Linked DNA regions of Homo sapiens: region 1 is linked to region 2. A link is a loop called in an ENCODE intact Hi-C map of the cell type or tissue named here. Cell type or tissue: right lobe of liver. All regions are shown on one strand. Links, peaks and the distances in the headings refer to the core of each region. The heading gives the core; the rest is flanking DNA.

What was found. Peaks named below come from ENCODE experiments on the same cell type or tissue, not always from the same donor. Only the 100,000 strongest peaks of a DNase experiment are listed, where the experiment ranks them.
Region 1: it touches region 2 in a loop (5-fold over the local background); 2 of 110 quality-filtered maps call a loop at or near these places.

What each region holds. Positions count from the first base shown.
Region 1 is chr9:87,308,172-87,319,055 of GRCh38, reverse strand. No RefSeq gene overlaps it. Among named protein-coding and RNA genes, the nearest start is that of LINC02872, 160 kb to the right of the region's middle. In right lobe of liver, for the core only: no CTCF peak of the experiment used is centred there; no DNase peak of the experiment used is centred there.
Region 2 is chr9:87,249,375-87,260,258 of GRCh38, reverse strand. It overlaps LOC105376126 (a long non-coding RNA gene), which reads left to right. Exons shown (of 15, transcript XR_007061642.1): 10 at 2,553-2,669. Among named protein-coding and RNA genes, the nearest start is that of LINC02872, 110 kb to the right of the region's middle. In right lobe of liver, for the core only: no CTCF peak of the experiment used is centred there; no DNase peak of the experiment used is centred there; H3K27ac peaks cover 1,134 bases.

The sequences.
Region 1 (10,884 bases), core at 905-8,904, 60 kb before region 2:
CCCATAGATTGCGTGGAGACTGAAGAACCCAGCCAACTGTGAGAATTGAGGCTACAGACTTCTGACTCCCATAAAGTGTCTCTGTCAGCCTTCAGCTACTTGAGCCGATCTAATTGAGGGACCAGATGTATGAGTGAAGAAGTCATCTTGGACATTCTAGCCTCGGCAGACATTGCATGGGACACAGACAAGCCACCCTCTGTGTGCTGTCTGAAATCCTGGTCGCAGAATCATGAGCAATGATAAAATGGTTGTTGGGAGAGACCAGCCACTAAGTTTTGGGTAGTTTGTTTCACAGCAATTGATAGCTAAACAAACAAACAAACAAACAAAATTCAGAAAAACCATGCATCATTTGCATGCCCAGGAGCTTCAGAGAAAGGGAGGCTTCATCTGCGCAGACCTAGCCCCTTCTCTTGATTCCAGCTCGGTGGATCTTAGTGAGATCTTCATTAGCATCCTTCATCTTACCTGTTGGTCACCTAGCTGTAGTGATGCCATAGACATTGCCTACATTCTCCCTGGTCACCCCATATAGACAACCCTCTCCTGCTCTTCTTGGGATATTCATAAGTGCAAACAAGTGGAGGGGGTGAAGACTTGTACGTCTGGTGGGAAAGTGTGGTAGTTCATTTTATGTTTTAACTTGGCTGGGCCACTGTACTTGGATATTTGGTCAAACATTATTCTGGATGTTTCTGTGAAGGTGTTTTTTGGATGACATTAATGCTTAAATTGGTGGATTTTGGGTAAAGCAGATTTCCCTTTATAATGTGGGTGGGTCTCATCTAGTCAATTGAAGACCTTAACAGAGCAAAGACTGACCACCCCCATTCCATCTTGTTGAGCAATAACGGATTCTGCCAGCAGACTGCCTTCAGACTCAAACTGCAACTTCCCTGCATCTCTAGCCTAGCGGCCACCACCATCAAATTTTTAACTCACCAAGCCTCCATAGTTGTGCAAGCCTATTTCTTAAAATGAATCTTTCTCTTTCTCTGTATGCATATCCTGTTGGTTCTGCCTCTCTGGAGAACGCTGACCAATAAGGATGGTGAGACTCCTTGCATATATTCTTTGTGTTGGTCAATAGAATATGCTCGAGACTGTCTAAGCTGGCACAGTAGTGAACGACTCTCTGTTACATGTATTAGAACAATTATTGGATTGAGAATTTGGAGCTCTGGGTCAGCCTCTGGCTCTGTTCCTCTCAATCTTAGGAAAACCAATCAACCTTCCTGGGCCTCAGTTTCATTAAGGCTATAGCTCTCAAAACTTTGTGTAATTTAAATATGGTTATTAGGATGAAATAACAATGGGGCCATTGTTACTGCAATAATGAGTGCTTAATCATGGCCCAGGTGGGGACCATATAATAAGCTTTTTAAAAATTTTTAATAAAGAGTTTTAAAAAGTGGGTATATTTTGCACTTTCTACTTTCTGCAGCTTAAGTTGTATGAGCTGAGTAGAAGTAGATTCTGGGGGTTACCATACTTAACCAATTACCCAAGGACATTAACTGGCACACCTGTTCACATTTACCCTTTTATGGCTTGAACTCAGAGCCAATAAAATTACAGTTTACCCAGTTCATTTTCATAATGCATCGATTGCTTTTAATAATACATTTTCTTCCAAGTGTCTGAGTGGACTGGGGATAATGGTCACTTCAGTGTCAGAGTCCACAACTTAAAGGAAAAGCCAATCCGATTCTCTTTTACTTAAGAGGCCTGACCCCTAGGAGATGGTGGCCTTTGTGCCTGGCCTGTTTGCTTTCTGGTTTTAGTGCAGGTTTGCTAGAGTGCTTACTGCTCTGTGTAAGCACGGTAGCCCCTCGGCCCTAGCAGAGCATTGAGGAGAAATGTGGTGGTTCTGTGCACTCCCAGAGCAGTGTCTCAGGTCATTAAGTGGTCACTGAGGAGGGCTGGCTTGGGTCACTTTTACGATATAAAGTAGCTGTGACCTGGAGCCTGTGAATACAGGAGTTTTCCAAAGTGACGTGGACACAGACTTTGCAGTTAACACTTCCTAAGTACTTTCTGACTCCCAGGAAGATCCCTTTGGTCTTGCTTGCTGGGATCCAGTCTCTGGACAAACACCGATGGTGGATTGATTGCTGCTGTAACATGTGGAGTTCAAGAACCACAGAGATTTAAGACTAGCAAGGCTGTGACCTTAGAAATCCTGGGTTTAGTGGTTTTCAAACTTATTTTGAACTGTGGAGCCTTTTGTTCAGAAGAAATGTGGGGCAGAGGCACAATATGGAAGGCAGGCAGAAGTCTGCACATCAGGTTGAAGTTGCCAAGGGTAGGGGGGTAAAGACCACTACCTCCTGGGGCTCCTCCTCAACCCTCACAAAGACCCCAAGGATGGAGCCTCTGAGGACCAGTGGTGTGGTCCAGCTTCTTCCTTCCACATATGAAGAAATTGAGGGTCTTCCCCCAAGCACTCAGTGAGGGAGTGGAGCAGACTGGGGTATTTCTTCCAGAGGCTTCTCCCTGAGGAGTCTCTCTACTGCCATCACTCTGCATTTACCCACAGCTTGCAAGAGTTGCAGCATTTTGGTTTATCTGTCCTGTTGTAAACCGTGGTAATGTCTTCTCATGATCTTCTGGAAACAGTTCTGAGGTCACATCTTCTTTTTGGAGGTGCTCTGGTAGAGGGACTGAGCCCCAGCCTAGGATTTGGCTGCTCCATGTCCTGGTCCTGCCCCGCTTACTGTGGAGCTTCACGTTGATGGGGAAGTTGCTTTCTTTCAATGGGCCATAGTCTCTTAATCTGGAAAATGAAGATCACAACATCTGGGATAAGAGTTGTATTAGCTTCTTGTTGCTGCTCTAACAAATTAACATGTACTGGATGGGTTGGAGCAACATAACTTGATTCTCTCATGGTTCCAGAGGCCAGATGTCTGAATGCAGTTAGTTTCACCGGCCAAAATCAAGGTGTTGGCAGACCCCCCAACTCCACCCTCTGCCCCTGGAAGTCCTAGAGAAGAATCCACCCCTGCCTTTCCCAGCTCCTGGAAGCTGCCAGCATTCCTTGGCTTGTGGCTTCATCCCTTTTCTCTCTGCCTCCATGGTCGCATTGCCTCCTCTTCTCCCTCTCCCTCCCTCTTATAAGAATACTTGTACTCGTGATTGCATTTAGGGCCCAACTGCTAATCCAGGATAATCTCCCCATCTCAAGATCCTTAACTTAATCGCATCTGCAAAGTCTTTGCAGTATAAGGTAATATTTTTAGGTCCAGTAGATTAAGACCTGATCTCTTTGGGGGCCATTATTCAGCCCACCACACCAGTCAACCTCAGGGCCCATTTTTAGCACTCAGGGGATGTGATCTATGCAAAAACGCTTTCTTTATGGCAAAGTTCTAGGAAATGCATTTTTATCAAAATAATGATAATATTTATTTCACTAGCAGAATATACATGAAAATAGCATAACAGAGAGACATGTTAATAACAATAGAAAGACAAATTGAGATTTTATGAGCGGTAGATTGGAGACACACATTCGTTCTCCAGCATTTATTGAGTTCCTACTGTGTGCCAGGGGTCTTGTAGCATCTTGAGCTCCTTTAGTAAATAATGCAGCCAAAGACCCCTGGCTTCATGGAACTTACATTCTAGCAATGGGACAGAGAATAAACAATAGACTTACTATTACATAAGTGAATAAATGTAGAGTCCCTTAGGAAGTTGGATAATGAATGCTTGGAAAAAAGCAAGAAGACAGTGAGTGCTAGTGGTCAGGGTGGGGTGGGCCAGGGGCCTCACTGAATGGAGATGTCTGAGCTGACCTGCAGGAGTGAGGGGTGCATGCCCACAGGCGCCTGGAGGAGGGTCATCCAGGTTGAGCATGGTTGTGAGAGACTGCAGTGGACATTTGTGAAAACTGTTAATGGGAATAAAACAGTCAATGCTCAATTTAAAATTTTTTTTTTTTAACACAGTTTCTCTGTTTGCCTGCTTCAGGGATCATGAACTCAAAGCCTCTAGAGGTCAGACACATCAGCAAGGCATGCCTGGGGGAGGCAATTGGAAGCACTAGAGATGGCTGAGAGGGCCTTACTCCACAAAGCCCGGGCTGTTCATCTCTGCAAGATGTAGATCCAGTGGCTGGGTTTCAGAAGGTGGAAGTCCAAAATTTTCATGTGAAATTTCCCAATTTTGAGATGTCAATAGCAATTCATATATTAAAATGGTGCACCTTGGCTGGATGTGGTGGCTCACGTCTGTAGTCCCAGCATTTTGGGAGGTCAAGGCGGGTGGATCACCTGAGGTCAGGAGTTCGAGACCAGCATAGCCAACACTGAAACCCCGTCTTTACTGAAAATACAAAAATTAGCTGGGCATGGTGGCATGCGCCTGTAATCCCAGCTACTTGGGAAGCTAAGGCAGAATAATTGCTTGAATCTGGGAGGCAGAGGCTGCAGTGAGCTGAGATTGCACCACTGCACTCCAGTCTGGGCAAGACAGAGAGAGAGACTGTCTCAATCAGTCCATCCATCAATCAATAAATCAGATGGTGCACCAAACTAAATATATTTGAGGGCCAGATTCAGCTCACAAGCTATCATTTTTCAACTTCCAGTTTATGAGATACATTCACCAAAATTCAGCATGCCTGCCTTATCTATGGTGGGTAACGATTTCCCCTAAGTTCAGCCTGAGGAACACAGAGTGGAGGAGACTGAGGTCTGCACCTCATCCTTGAGGTGATGTAGGGTGCACTCTGCAATGGGGGTCCCTGTTATCCTTCCACGAAGCTCTCTGATGTCGGCCCACCCTGGCCATCTTCCACTCTCATCCTTTCATGCTTGGGCTCAGCACTCAGCCTGGTCTTTGGCTGGTCCTTCTCATTTTGTTTTGTGTGCTTCACTTTATTTCATTTCTCACATTGTGAGAATCAGAAGGAAAGGAACGTTTCAGAATTCATTTGAGAGGCTTTTCCTTTTTTGAATTTCAATAGTTTTTGGGGTACAGGTGGTTTTTGGTTACATGGATAAGTTCTTTTTTTCTCTCTTCTTAAGACAGGGTCTCGCTGTGTTGCCCAGGCTGGAGTGCAGTGGCGCCATTTTGGCTCACTGCAACCTCCGCTTCCCAGGCTCAGGTGACCCTCCCACCTCAGCCGCCTGAGTAACTGAGATGGGATGACAGGCACATGCCACCACAGCTGGCTAATTTTTGTATTTATTGTAGAGATATGGCTTGGCCATGTTGCCCAGCAGGCCTTGAACTCCTGGGATCAAGCAATCTGCCTGCCTCAGCTCCCAAAGTGCTGGGATTACAGGCATGAGCCACCGTATCCAGCAGATACGTTCTTTAGTGGTGAATTCTGACATTTTAGTGCACTCGTCACCTGAGCAGTGTACACCGTACCCAATCTGTAGTATTTTATCCCTCACCCCACTTCCAACCTCCCTCTCCCCCTGAATCCCCAAAGTCCATTATATAATTCTTATTAGGTCTTTGCGTCTTCATAGCTTAGCCTCGGCTTAAAAGTGAGAACATACGGGATTGGTTTTTCATTCCTGAGTTACTTCACTTAGAACAATAGCCTTCAGTTCCATCCAAGTTGCTGCAAAAGACATTATTTCGTTCCTTTTTATGGCTGAGTAGTATTCCATGGTGTACATATACCACATTTTCTTTATTCACTTGTTGGTCCGCGGGCACTTAGATTGCTTCCATATCTTTGCAATTGCAAATTGTGCTGCTACAAACATGCATGTGCATGTGTCTTTTTCATATACTGATTGCTTTTGCATTGGGTAGATACCCAGTAGTGGGGTTGCTGGATCAAATGATAGTTCTACATTTAGTTCTTTAAAGAATCTCCATACAGTTTTCCATAGTGGTTGTACTAATTTGCATTCCCACCAGCAGTGTAAAAGTGGTCTCTTTTCACCACATCCATTCCCACATCTATCGTTTTTTGACTTTTTAATTTAATTATGGCCATTCTTGCAGGAGTAAGGTGGTATTGCATTGTGGATTTCATTTGCGTTTGCCTAATGATTAGCGATGTTGAGCATTTTTTTTCATATGTTTGTTGGCTGTTTGTATATCTTTTTTGAGAATTGTCTATTGATATCCTTTGCCCGCTTTTTGATGTAATTATTATTTTTATTTTTTTCTTGCTGATTTCTTCGAGTTTCTTGTAGATTCTGGATACTAGTGCTTTGTCAGATGCATAGTTTGCAAATATTTTCTCCCACTTTGTAAGTTGTCTGTTTACTCTGCTGATTATTTCTTTTGCTGTACAGAAGCTTTTTAGTTTAATTAGGTCTCTTTTTTTGTTGTTGCTGTTGTTGCGTTTGCTTCTGGGGTCTTAGTCATAAATTCTTTTCCTAAACCAATTCCAGAAGAGTTTTTCTGATGTTATCTTCAGCATTTTTATGGTTTCAGGTCTTTACATGTAAGTCTTTGATCCCTTTTGAATAGATTTTTGTATAAGGTGAGAGATGGGGATCCAGTTTTATTCTTTTACATGTGGCTTTCCCGGTGTGTCCTTTGCCCACTTTATGTTTTTGTGTGCTTTGTCAAAGATCAGTTGGCTATAAGTATTTGGCTTTATTTCTGGGTTCTCTCTTTTGTTCCATTGGGTCTACATGCCTATTTTTAATATAAGTACCATGTTGTTTTGGTAAGTGTAGCCTTGTGGCATAATTTGAATTCAGGTAATGTGATGCCTTTGGATTTCTTCTTTTTGCTTAGTATTGCTTTGGCTATGAGGGCTCTTTTTCCTTTCCATATGAATTTTGGGATTTTTTTCTAATTCTGTGAAGAATGATGATGCTATCTGGATGGGAATTGCATTGAATTTTTAGGTTGCTTTGGGCAGTATAGTCATTTTCACAATGTTGTTTCTTCCCATCCATGAACATGGAATATGTTTCCATTTGTGTCATTTATGATTTCTTTCAGTAATGTTTTGTAGTTTTTCTTGTAGAGGTCTTTCATCTTGGTTAAGTATATTGCTAGTGGTTTTGTTTTGTTTTTTTTTTCAGCTGTTGTAAAAGGAATTGAGTTCTTTATTTTTCTTTTTTCTTTTCTTTTTTTTTGAGATGGAGTCTCACTCTGTCACCCAGGCTGGAGTGCAGTGGTGCAATCTTGGCTCTCTGCAAGCTCCGCCTCCTGGGTTCACACCATTCTCCTGCCTCAGCCTCCCGAGTAGCTGGGACTACAGGTGCCCACTACCATGCCTGGCTAATTTTTTGTATTTTTAGTAGAGACGGGGTTTCACTGTGTTAGCCAGGATGGTCTCGATCTCCTGACCTCGTGATCCGCCTGCCTTGGCCTCCCAAAGTGCTGGGATTACAGGCGTTAGCCACCATGCCTGGCCTAAGGAATTGAGTTCTTGATTTGATTCTCACCTTGGTCGTTGTTGGTGTATAGCAGTGCTACTGATTTGTGTACATTGGTTTTGTATCCTGAGACTTTACTGAATTTGTTTATTAGATCTGGGAACTTTTTGGATGAGTCTTTATGGTTTTCTAGGCATACGATCACATCATTGGCAGTGACAGTTTGACTTTCTTCATTCTAATTTGGATGCCTTTTATTTATTGCTCTTGTCTGATTGCTCTGGCTAGGACTCGGAAGGCTTTTCATATTGCTTGATAGAGCAAGCATATATGAAAATACTACTTAAATTGCAAAGCACTCTATAAACGTTGGTTGTGGTTTTCACTGTGGTTGCCAGTAGATGTCTTGCTATTATTGTCAGCATAAATGGTAGATTGAACTTAGAGACCAGTTGTAATCTTTTTTTTTTTTTTTTGGTACCTTAAGGTGATTCAGGACTCACCCTGCAATGTGGGTTTGTGTAGAAATGGCAAGCTATCACCTCCTTTTTGAATAATTGCCCTGTTCTTCTAGTTGTTTTTGTTGAGCAAGGTGGCAGATACTACTATCCTTCTTCAATGTCTGGGTTCCTTCCGCTTGCAGACAGGAAGATTGTAACTCCCTACCCACTTGAAGTTAGTCATGGCCATGACTTGTTTTGAACAATAAAATATGAGTGGAAATGTCATGTGTCATTTTCTCAATGAGGCCTTTAATTGATAGTGTGCAAGTCACCATTCTCTTTTCCCTGCTTCAGCAAGGGTAGAAATGATTCGTGATATGGAGCCACAATGCTGAGCCATCACATGGGGGCCAGATATCCTGGAGACTGGCCCTGATTGTTCCTGCCACCAAGATTTGGGGGTTATTTGTTGCCATAGAGTAATGCAGTAATGCAGCCATCTTGACTGATACCTTTTTTTTTTCTTTTCCTTTTTTTTTTTTTTTTTTTGAGATGGAGTCTTACTCTGTTGCCCAGGCTGCAGTGCAGTGGCACAATCTCGGCTCACTGCAATCTCTGCCTCCCGGGTTCAAGCAATTCTTGTGCCTCAGCCTCCTGAGTAGCTGGGATTACAGGCGCGTACCACCAAGTCCAGCTAATTTTTATATTTTCTGTAGAGAGAGGGTTTCCCCTTGTTGGCCAGGCTGGTCTCAAACTGCTGACCTCAAGCAATCCACCCGTCTTGACCTCCCAAAGTGCTAGGATTACACATGTGAGCCACTGCATCCAGCCTGACACAAATTATGTATATGCAACTATATGTGTGTGTTAGGCCATTATTTAACAAAAAGTCACTACATGCTATAGAAAGAGCACAGACTTTGGAAGTAGACTTGGGATTCTGTCCTGGCCCCACTGCTTGTTAGCTGAGCATCCTCCAAGACTCAATTTCCTTTTTGTGAGATGGAGAAACAATGACTAGGACCAACTGTGCAAGTTAGGCATTATACAGCACCTTCAGGTTTGAAGCGTGTATGTCTCACTAAGGTGAGACAAGCAGGTGCCTGGGGCACAGAAGGTAGTAAGGTGCTTGCAGAAGGTAGTAAGGTGCTTGCTGTTCAGGCTTATGCAGGAGTTGCCATGCTGTTACAGATGACTGTCAGTGGTAGTCCCTGGAGAAAGATGAGAAGATGAAGCAGTCATGGCTCTGACCATTCAGAAGCTTATGGTCTCCTGTAGGGAGAGGGACTGATGTTTCTCTAGGTAAGCCCCAGAAGGTATGACAGATGTTCGAATGGCAGGAGGCACCAGGAGTGGTGGGAGGACCAGGAACAGATGGATGGCTGAGTGTGAAAATCGTGGGTATTCACCAGATGCAGGAGAAAAGGTGGGACTTTTCAATCAGAAGGAAAAACAGAAATAAAGCCACCAAGGGATGATGCAGCCTGGGTTATTTGAGGACAGGGACAGGTAGAAACTTGGGAAAGCTGAAAGCAAGGTTTGAAGTAAGGATTGGCATGGGGTGGGCATGGTGGGGATAGGAGTGGGTGGGTGAGATTTGAGGGGAGTGATGGGGGCTAGAGATTTAGGAGGAAGTCAGACTGATATGACAGAAATATTTTTTATTATTTTAAAATATGCATAGTCTCATGACTTTTGCAAAAGCTGCTTTAAGATTACCATCAGTCTTTGTTTCAGTTACTATCGCTGTGTAACACATCACACTGAAGTTTATGAGCTTAAAATAACCATTTTGTGATGCTCGTGGTTTCTGTGGGTCAGGAATTCAGCAAGGGAACCACGGAGACAGTTTATCTTTGCCTTACAAGGCCTGTTCATGAGCATATCTGGCGCCTGTCTGGGAGGACTCGAACATGACTGCAAGCTGGAGTGCATACAAGTGGCCTTTCCATGTGGCTTAAGCTGCCTTGTGGCATGGTCGGCAGACTTCTTATGTGGTGGCTCCAACCACAGGTGTTCTAGCAATCAAGGTGATTCTATCATGACCTAGCCTTGGAAGTTGTGCAGCATCATTTTGCTTCATTCTTTTGGTTACTTGTAAGTTACAAGCCTATCCAGATTCAAGAAGAGGAAACAAAGACCCCACCTCTCAATGGGAGCAGCATCCAAGTCACATTTTAGAAGGGAGGCAAATGGGAGACATTTTGCAGCCAACTTTGGAAAATACAATCTGCCGTAGCACTCACTTAATCGTTTTATGCAAATTATGCATTCTGCTAATCTCACTGAGTCTGATATCACAAGTGTATTTTCATGTGTCTAAATAGTGACCTGGCCGGGCGCAGTGGCTCACGCCTGTAATTCCAGCACTTTGGGAGGCCGAGGCGGGTGGATCACGAGGTCAAGAGATCGAGACCATCCTGGCCAATATGGTGAAACTCCATCTCTACTAAAAATATAAAAATTAGCTGGGTGTGGTGGCACATGCCTGTAATCCTAGCTACTGGGGAGGCTGAGGCAAGAGAATCACTTGAACCTGGGAAGCGGAGGTTGCAGTGAGCCGAGATCGGGCCACCGCACTCCAGCCTGGCAACAGAGTGAGACTCCGTCTCAAAAAAGAAAAAAATAAAAATAATAAATAAATAAATAAATAAATAGTGACCTACAGCGTCGACATTTTGGAGTGCTGACAGACATTATGGAGTGCTGACAGGCACTGTCTTCAGCTGCTTCTCCATTGTGAGTTCCACTGTGTGTGCCAGAGGGAGATGAGGGTTTGCCGGTGGTACTCAGTCCATCCAAGACCCAGGCAAAGGTTTCCTGCCAGAAGCTGTTCATCAGAGCACCCACTTCCTTCTGGAGCTTCAGGCTGCTCCACTCTGAATGGAGGGAGTAAACCAGTTGATATCCCAGCAATTCTTGATTTTCATTTACAAAGGATTGACCAGTGTTTTTTTCCCCCTTCAATCAGAGTAAGAAGTCATACTTTAATGAAAATTTCACTGCTAGCCCTGAATCGCCAACTTTTTAAGAAATTAATGCAGCTCTTGCCTTTCAGTTTGTGTTAGCTGTGGTGCTATGAAAGCAAAGCAAAGCAAAGCAAACCAAACCAAACAAAATAAAACCAT
Region 2 (10,884 bases), core at 1,944-9,943:
ACCGGGGGCTCGAGGAACATGAGGAGCTAAGAGGTGACCTGGGGTCCCGGACAGGCAGGCAATGAGGATGTGTGGAGTTGAGTACACGTCAGGGTGGGGGACTGACTGCCCATAATACATTTAAAATGGTGCATTTCAATTGGTGTTTGCCAATTCCTAGTTGTGGCTGTTTGGGGGAGGCTCAAGAAAATGTTTTCACAGCCCTTGGGGATCCTGTAATGAGAATCATGTGTAAACGGAACGTTGACGAAGCCACACCTGGGGCACATTGGACCCACGACAGACACTGATGTGGGAAAAGAGCCGGTACCTTTTGAACCTGACCCATTTTATGAGAAGATGCATATCAAAACAAACAAACAAAGCAACAACAAGAACACTGTGGAGTCTAAGATTGAGGTGTGGTGTCTTGAACAAAAGACAAAAGACTCAGCCACGCTTATGCTAAGAAGGAGAGCCAGGGAAAGAAAATGCTGCAGTCGCAGTCAGAAGGAAAAGACTGTTTCACTTTGGCTTCATGTGCATCCCCCAGAGGGACTATCATGTTACTTTCAAAATGACTGCATAGCAGATGAAAAATGATTCTCATCTGCCTATGGCTGCTGGGAGGTGGAGTGCAGTGCGGGACTCCTATGGGGATATTTGTGGCTCCTCACGTCTCCTGGACCCAGGGTACCAGGACAGTGGACATAAGGGACAATAAAGCTTATTTGAACAAAAATACCATCTTCAGATTCTGCATTCATCACACATTTTGTTCTCTTTGCTACTAGGATGTGGCAATGCAAAAATAATGTCCTGCTGGTCCTTCCAAGGATACCAGAGTTCTAGATTTTATTCTGTCTCAAATGTGGAGCCACTGGAGACTTCCCCATTCAAACACCGTCCTTACCTTGGCAGAAGGAGCCCTTTATGATGACGTGTTTTCTTCTTTTCACACGCTTTCCCACCCTCATACCTGGGCCCAGTTTACCAAATGAATTCAGTTCAATAAATGCCCTTACTTTTCTTATACCACTGCTCCTTTGCTGGTGCCATTTCCTCTTCTGGCAACCCCTTTTGCCCATTTTTCTGCTCAAAAACTACCTTCCACTTGTCTTGAGTCACAGCTTCCATGTAGTAGCCTGGGGCAGGTTTCCTTGCCATTGCTTGGCATCACAGTGTGCTCACCTCTGTCATAGCCTTCATTGTACCTGATGTAGTTACGTTGGGTGTTGTCTGCATGACCCACTGGACTCTAATCTCCTTGGGTGAAGGAAATGTGCTCGTTCATCTTTGAAACTCCAGTGATCAGTAACTTGGACAGCATCTAGTACATGATAGGTGCTCAATAAATATCACTGATAGGTTGAATAAAAAAATTTCAAGCTCATGGGCTGGTAAAACTCTACCTAATTGCCGGCTTTGGATAAAGACACGGAAAAAGTGATGCATACACAATCTAGTAAAGGTCACTGAATCTAAGGAAGAGAATCCTGGGGTCTTCTATGGTCCACACTGTCTCTGGACATCACTGGAAACAAAAGGCTTGCCAAACAAAATAAATATTTTTCCTCTTTCTTCTGCCTCTACAATCCTACCCATTCATAGCCTAGAGCAAGCCCTATACATTTAAGAAGTTTCCAGTGTCTGAGTTATTGCTCCCCACAGAACTAGAAGGGGATCACTTAAAGGCATGGGTTATGGGACTTCATGGTGGACTTGGCTGTATTGTTCAACGCAGTTTTGAGTTCTATCCTTGGAGTGCTTAGAGCCTGATTGTGGTACTACCAGATAAATTACAGTAATAGTTATCAAATTACCAAGAACTCCTGAACTGATGGCTGGTAATACCTTTGCAATCTTGTAGCTTGATTTTTCCACATTAATGCAAAGGAATAAATAATATGAAACTTTGGGCACTGGGACAATTTCTGTTGGTATCATAGGACTCTTTCGGTTGTAAATAAAAACCCAACCTTGATGGCTTAAGCAGAGGGTAAAGGAATTTATGTACTCACAGAGCCGAAAAATCAGAGGAAACTGGCTTCAAGCACAGGCTGATTCAGGGGCTCAACGAAATCAAGGCTATCTTTTCCAGTGGCTCAAATTTCTCTTTCCTATATTTGCTTTGTTCTCAGACACTATCTTGTGGCCTTTCAGTAGCTTCAAGGTCATTCTTCCCCAGTTCATATTAAAACAAGAGCCTGTAATCCCGGCACTTCGGGAGGCTGAGGCGGGCAGATCACTTGAGGCCAGGAGTTGGAGACCAGCCTGGCCAACATAGCGAAACCCTGTCTCTATTAAAAATACAAAAATTAGCTGGGCATGGTGGCACAGACCTGTAATACCAGCTATTCGGGAGGCCCAGGCATGAGAATAGCTTGAACTCAGGAGGTGGAGGTTGCAGTGAGCCAAGATAGCATCACTGCACTCCAGCCTGGGTGATAGAGTGAAGCATTTTTTTTTAAAGTAAAAAGAGAATGTTTCCTCCTAGAATCAGTAGTTCTAGTCCTGGGACTCATTCTGAGCAGGTGCCTTCCCTCACCCCACCATCCCTGTGGCTTTTGTAGGTTGAATGCCTTGATGGTCTAGACGTGTGACACTTGCTGCATTTATGAGACTGGAGGTGGGGCCCCACCCAAGTTCTGCTTCCAGAGGAGGAGGCAAGACCAAGACACCAAAACAAGGTATAATAGATATTGACGGAAAAAAACAATATATGTCCACCCTGTAAGATAGAGGTGTGGGCAGAGCTAGGCTATTCCCAGAGTCCATCAAAGTTCACATGCCACATCCTGATCACGGTCCAGGCCAGCCTTGTACAAAATATTTTCTTACTCAGTACTTAAAGTTTGAGAGATGGCTCTGTTACACGGGATAAAATAAGAATAAGCCCTTGATTAGAGTAAAGGGTGAAGGTACTTTCCATATGCATGTGAGATGCCTTCTTTTTGAACATCCATTATAACTCCTGACCATAGTAATACAAAGAGGATGTGTTCTAATGACTGCTTCTTTGTCAGAACTTCTTGGTCAGAAGCCAAGCAAGGAAATAGGAGAAGGTCTAAGGCCAGTGGCTCTGCAGGCAGGCAGCCCTGGGCTGGAGTGGAGAGGACTCAGGGCTGGAGGGAGGTGAGGGTGTAGGGATGAGCAAGCCTCTCTGTCCCCAATGTCCTGTTGTATCCAGGAGGGGCATCTGTGGGAGGGTCATGATTCATTCATTCATTCATTCATTCATTCATTCATTCATTCTTTCATTCATTCATCTGTCAAACATTTCCTGAGCACCTTCTGTGTACTGGGAATACCTTATAATACCCAACAAACTAAGTTTTCAATCAATGCTTGTTGAATAAATAGAACCTGGGGAAACAGCCTTTCACTTCACAACTAGAGATGAAAGGTTGAACATGAACTATCACTGTTAATGAGTGTTAATGAGCTTCTGCCCTGCTGTAAGTACTGGTAAATAGATCCTTTCTCACTGAATGGAGAGATGGGGTGGTTACTAAAAATCACAACGTTACTAGTAGTTAACGTTGGAGCTTCCTAGATGCTCCCATGCTAATTTCCTTTGTATCCATTATTCCATTTAATCCCCACGACAAATCTGTAACTTGTTACTATTTATTATCCTCATTTTACAGAGTAGGGAATGTAGGCAGTGAGAGGTTAACTAACCTCCTACAATCACACAGATATTAACTGATGGAGCCAGGGTCCTCTTAGAAGCCAGTCTGCTTTTAGAACTGGAGCCTTAGTGCTGGAGGGGCTGGGTGGGTAAGCAGGGAATAGGAGCAGAAAGACAAATGTCACAGCTTACCTAACATCATCTACCAGACAAATTGTTTATATTTAACGGAATCAGGCAGCTTCCACTGAGGGCTTTTGTGTTCCATCTTTTTTGTCATTGTATTTTAAACTCTTACTGTTGGCATCCAAGCGGATCAAAGCCAGGTAGACATCAAGCAGGAGGGCCTTGAGACAGGAGGATGCGGGGAGAAGAGAAGTGAAAAACATGTTTTCCTCTAACCCCGAAGAGTGTCTCCCTGCCTCCTGCCTTCCGTAGCTTCCTTCACCCTTGGGTGGAGATTGTGGAAATCCCTACACAGATACTTATTGCTTAGATTTGTTTTCACGAACAAAAGCAAGATGGCGAGTTTGGTCACTTGAGTTTTATCATGTCCTACACGGATGTGGGCAAAGAGGATTGTGGAATTAAGCTGAGACTTTAGAAAGCCCTTTCTATGAGAATGTTTTGACATCTGCCAATATACAAACAGAAACCTATGCAATGGCAATCACTGCTTCCTGCTGTTTCTGTAGTTATGCTGAGGGAAGCAGAGAGATGCTGATGTCTGCCAGAAGACTGTTAAGAGGAAATTCACACTGAAAGCAGCAGTGATAAGGACGTCTCTTCCCCTGTTTATTAGAAACAAAACGTATAAGAGAATTCTCCTCTGGAGGCAAGTTGTCGGTGTTTTTAGTTCTCATAGCTATATGGTTGCTAACACAACTAATGACAATCAAGACTTGGCTTGGTTTAACTGTTTTTGAAGACTGCAAATTCCTGCCATGTAGATCTGGCCATTGCTTGGAAGCAGCCTGAAAAGTTGCCATATGCACTGTTAGAGCTGCTGTTCCTGGAACTGTTAGGTCTCCATGTGAATTCCAAAATAATCTGTAGCATTTCACTGCTGGGAAGAAGCTCGGAGCTCTTGTTACAGATGGGCGTGACCCTAAATGTCCCAGTGCTTAGTTGACAACAGAGCTGGACCTAGATCGATGCTGTGTCTAACCCGTGCCTTCTCTCACCTCGGAGGTGATGCTTGACCTTGACTGTCAGGCTCCATCCTGTCAGGAGGAAGGATGGGAGCCCCTGCCCAATCATTGTGATCCTCAGACAGCTTTGACTAAATGATCCCCTATGTGCTATGCCGAATGCCTGATGGGCTCTATTTTGCCCAGGCGCTCCTTTCCACTCAGAAGCACTCTCTGGCTCTAATTTTAGTCTTGTAGGCTGCTGTGGACACACAAGTATTCACCACAGACTGAGCTAGAATTGAGCAAAAACTCCCATGGGGAAAATGGTCCTGTCTTGTCACCAATTCCCTGAGTCCTTCTGTTGCTGTCTATGTTCTTACTTATTTATTTAACTTTAATTGAATCTCATGAAGAGAAGCATCACTGTGCTATGGTGAAGGGAAGTGTCTCCGGAGTTCCGTTGCTTGGGTCTGAATCTAGGTTCAGCAATTTAACAGCAAGTTCCTTAGGAAAGTCCCTGAAACTCTCTATGCCTCAGATTTCCTCATCTATAAATCAGGATAATAATAGGAACCACCTTAAAGAAATCTCTGTGTACAAAATGAGATAAACATAAATAAAGTACTTAGAGCAGTCCCTGGCACAGAGTAAACATTCACTTTATGTTAATTATTATTATAGAAGTTATATAGACTATACATAGAGTACAAGTGCTTGAGCCTCTTTTCTGATGTGAATTTGGCTATTTATTTGGCTGTGGTATAACTACCTATACATATATCAAAAATGAATGAATGCCAGGCATCTGAGAGCATGCTTTCTCATTAAATTCCTCCATTCATTCACTCATACATTCGCACAACACCTATGCTCTGTGGCAGCCACTGTTAGGCTTTGAAGGCCTGAGAAAGAGCAAAATAGATGCTTCTCTGCACTCAGAGTTCACAGTCCAAAAGGGAAGATAGATAACAAGAAAACAATTACACCTTTTTTAAAAAATTAAATACTTGGGTAATTTCTATAAAGGAGGCAGGAAAAGGCTCAGGACAGTGCTAAGGTCTTCAGACCTGCTTCAGCCTGGGGCCGGGGAGGCTCAGGGGGGCTGACCTGTTGCTGTGTTCTGTCTGAGGGTAAGGCAGGACCTGTGGCATTTATCCATTGATCAATCAGACCCACTAAGGTCTTGGCCTTAGTAAACGTTCAGTAAACAGGGAGATATTGGTAGATTCATTGAATCTCATCCTTGAGTGGAAACTTCTGCTTCATCTGCTTTCAACTTTCTCCCACACTCCTTCACAGCCAGACAGCCCCAGATTTGGCCACTGCTGATTGCAGAGCAAGAATGCCCTCCAGCCCTCCACCTGGCCACACCTACTCAGGCAGGTTTAAGGGTCCCCTCTCACCTCTCAGGGCTGCCATTTCTCTATCCTCTGTCCCCAGCATGATCGATCATTGCCTCCTCTTGTGCCCACAGTAGGTTGCATTGACCTGGCATCTCTATCATAGCATTTTCCACATGACCTGAGAGGGGATGAGGGGTCTCTGCTAGATTTCACTATGGATGGGCTGTGTCTTATGTTTTGGTTATCTTGCTGCGTTACAAAGCACCCCAGAAGTTAATGGTTTAAAACCACAACCATGTAATAGCTCATAATTCTGGAGGTCAAGAATTCAGGTGAAGCCAGTGGTACAGCTCACCTCTGCTCCACTTGGTGTTGCCTGAGGTGGCTCAGCTGGGGCTGGAGGTGTCAACATAGCTTCATTCACATGTCTTGGTCCTGGCTGTTGGCCAGGACATCTCAGTTCTCCTCCATGCAGCGTGATATGGTTTGGCTCTGTGTCCCCACTGAAATCTCATCTTGAATTGTACTCCCACAATTCTCACATGTTGTTGGAGATCATTTGAATCGCGCAGGTGATTTCCTCCATACTGTTTTCATGGTAGTGAACAAGTGTCACGAGATCTGATGGTTTTATCTGGGGTTTCCGCTTTTGCCTCTTTCTCATTTTCTCTTGCTGCCACTGTGTAAGAAGTGCCTTTTGCTGCTCGCCATGATTCTGAGACCTCCCCAGCCATGTGGAACTGTAAGTCTAATTAAACTTCTTTTTCTTCCCAGTCACTTGTATGTCTTTATCAGCAGCATGAACACGGACTAATACACAGCCTCTGTCTCCAGCAGTGTCTTCATTCAACAGTCTACCTAGAGTTTTGTTATATGGCAGCTGGTTCCTAAAGAGGTGAAAATGGAAATTGCAAGCTTGCTTAAGGCCTAGCTAAGAAGTCACATATTGATACCTCAGCGAAAGCAAGACACAGGGCCACCTAGATTCAAGGAGAAGTGACATAGACTCCACCTTTTGACTGCAGGAATGACAAAGTCTCACTGCAGAAAAGGTTGAAGGAGGGGTGGATTACTGCAGCCACCTTTGGTAACATCTTATTTCTTTCTTTCTTTTTTTTTTTTTTGAGATGGAGTGTTGCTCTGTTGCCCAGGCTGGACTGCAGTGGTGCGATCTTGGCTCACTGCAAGCTCCACCTCTCAGGTTCACACGACTCTCCTCTCTCAGCCTCCCAAGTAGCTGGGACTACAGGCGCCTGCTACCACGCCTGGCTAATTTTTTGTATTTTTTTAGTAGAGATGGGGTTTCACCATGTTGGCCAGGATGGTCTTGATCTCCTGACCTCGTGATCTGCCCACCTTGGCCTCCCAAAGTGCTGGGATTACAGGCGTGAGCCACAGCGCCTGGCTGACATCTTATTTATTTCTAACAGTTAGCACACCCCTGGAACATAATAGTTACTCAATAGTAGTAAGATCTAGCATTTAATATCCTTCTTTTTTTCTAAGCATTTTACATGCATTATCTCATGGAATCCTCGTTACGCTTGGAGGTATTATTATTCCCATTTCACAGAGCAAATTGAAGCTTGGAAATATTAATCTAATTCTAGCTAATTAGCATTAGCTAATCTAATTCCAGTCTAGTTCTAGCTCCACAGTTTACTAGCTAAATAATCTTGGATAAATTGTCCAAGATTATTTAGCTAGTAAAGTGTGGAACTAGAATTCAGACTCAGGCAGCCTGGCTCCAGAGGTTAAGCATGTAAAGCCTCTACTGAAAGATCAGGTTTTTTGTAGTTTACTCCTCCATGGGATTATTGTATCACCATTATAGTCCTGTGGCTGCTTCTGCTGATTCCTTGTTCAGACCTGAGGGAGAGATATTGTACCTGATAGACTGAATTCCTTTGAAACCGGAAGGGACATGAACATACCCCGCAGGCTGGGCTCTAGCTGTGAACCTACTCCCAGCAACTCTTACCCTCTTGGGAGGGAAATACCTCTGGTGGCAGACGCCCTGCAATGGGTTGCCAAATGATTCTCAGTGATGTGTTGCCAACTGGTGGTGGAATTTTCACGTTTTGGTGAGATTTCTATAAAGTTTATGTTTATTCACTTAAAAGTTGTAAGATTTTGTCCTTCCTACTTTTTTGGGACTCATATTTCATTTTATGAAACTTTTTTTTTTTGAGACAGAGTCTCACTCTGTCACCCACGTTGGAATGCGGTGGCGCAATCTTGGCTCACTGCAACTTCCGCCTCCCGGGTTCAAGCAATTCTTGAACCTCAGGCTCCTGGGTAGTTGGGATTACAGACTTGTGCCACTATGCCAGTCTAATTTTTTTTTTTTTTGTATTTTTAGTAAAAGACGGGATTTTGCCATGTTGGCCAGGCTGGTCTTGAACACCTGGCCTCATGTGATCCACCAGCCTCAGCCTCCCAAAGTGCTGGAATTACAGACGTGGACCACCATGCCTGGCCCATTTTATGAAATGTTTTTGAGAGTGGATTGTAGATGTTTTTGAGTGAAGACACCTGGCAATCAAAATGTTGGCAGCCCTGTGTTCATTGCCAAAGTATGCCAACGTTAACATTCTCCTGGTTCTTTGAAATCCCAGAGTCTGAGAACCTCTGCTCCAGCAGAAAATGGGGGCAAGGTGATGGGGCGGTTAAGAACGAGGTGCGGAGGGGTAACACTGACTCTCACCACCAACCCGAGGACATTCGGAATATCACATTGTCTTTTTTCTTACTATTCTTTAGACTTGCTGTTACACGAGCAAGTTAGTGTTGACCATTGGATGGCATTATTTATAGAAAATGATTTCTCAGAAGAAGGTCCGTCATATTGTAAGTGCACAATAAAGGTGGAAGAGCACCATTATGGAACCCTATGAAATTCCTACATGTGATGAAGACTGACATTCTTAGAACTTTTTTTTTTTTTTTTTTTTGAGACGGAGTCTCGCTCTGTTTCCCAGGCTGGAGTGCAGTGGCGCATTCTCGGCCCACTGAAGCCTCCATCTACCGGGTTCAAGTGATTCTCACGCTTCGGCCTCTTGAGTAGCTGGGACTACAAGTGCGCCCCAGCATGCCCAGCTAATTTTTGTATTTTTAGTAGAGATGGGGTTTCACCATGTTGGCCAAGCTGGTCTTGAATTCCTGACCCCAAGTAATCTGCCCACCTCCACCTCTCAAAGTGCTGGGATTACAGGCACGAGTCACCACACCCAGCCTTAGAACTAATTTTTTCTAACTGCCCCGGCCAAGCAATTAACGTTCCAAAACCAGCTCCGTGAGGACAGAGATGTGGAGATGCAGAAATACCAGTGCTAGCTGAGAGCCCTGCGGATTTTCAAAACAAAGTCAAGTTATCAGAATAACAGGTCTTTTCTTTCCAAATCCTCAAGCCAGCTGAGGAATTATCCCTTGGTTCTCAAGAGTCCTGGGTAAAATATTTGAATTATGGCCAAATGCCACTCTTTTAAAGAGATAAATGAAAAACAAAATTATATCAGGTAAAGAATTTAAGAGTCTTAAATTGCATCTAGCAGAGGGGATTCTGGGAAGATGGCAGTGAGTAAACACCTCAGATGCCCTCCTTGTCTTACCTCTTCCCATCACTTACCATCTCTCCTGGGCTTGCATGTGGGCAGGACTGGAAGGGTATGATCTTCCATATTGACTCTGCCAGGAGCCAGAGGAGGCCAAGCAGGTGCAGAAATTTGCACCACTGGGTAGGAGTCTAGACATCCAGGGGAGGGCAGTATACCTCCGCATCCCCAGAGATCTGTGGCCCACAGACAGTATGTTGTGCCTCCCTTGTGCATAGTCCTAAGAGGACCTCTAGGCACCCCCCAGGTGTTGGAACTATGGGGGAAGCTGCCTAGTGTGCTAAGTTCCTACCTTCCCCTGAGCCTGGTTGAAGGCAGATCTTTCTGCTGAGCATTCCTGGGGAAAGAGAAGCTTTCTTCTGGTGCTACACAGAGACTGACACTCTGCCAGCAGGAACTTGCACCTCCAACTACTCATCAGGTTGCTACTGCTTAAGGTTCCCCATCCATCTGACCTGAGCCCTGAGATCGAAGGGAAACAGAAGCAGCAAAGAAAATCAGCAAGAACAAGGTGAAGTCCAAGTACAAGTGACTGGAGGAGTCAAATAAATCACAACTTGATCGATGAAAATAACACAAAATGAGACACTATGGAGTAAGAAAACTAATTTTTAAATGTAAATATTCAGTAGATCAGTGAAAGAAGAACAATGCTGTTAAGAAAAAAAAAGTATTGGCCTTCAGGATGAAATAAAAGAAAGACTTCAAAACAAAGAGCAAGGGGACATAAAGAAGTACAATTAAATTAGTAATAAAAATGTCATTGAGGCCAGGTGTGGTGGCTCACACATGTAATCCAATCGCTTTGGGAGACTGAGGCAGGAGAATTGCTTGAGGCCAGGAGTTCGAGACCAGCCTGGGCAACATAGCAAGACCCTATCACTACAAGATTGAAAAAATATTAGATGGACATGGTGGTGTGTGTCTGTAGTCCCAGCTACTTAGGAGGATGATATGGGAGAATCCCTTGAGTATAGGAGTTTGAGGCTGCAGTGAGCTATAATTGTGCCACTGTACTCTAACCTTGGGGACAGAACAAGATCCTGTCTCAAAAAAAGTCATTGATCAGTAATGTAAAGAAAACGATGCCTTACTGGACTTGAGTTAGTTGATGCAGTACTCAACTCTTGGTGTGTCAGGTAAGTGATAGTGTGTGCAGCAGACTTCCTGAGAACAGGGAA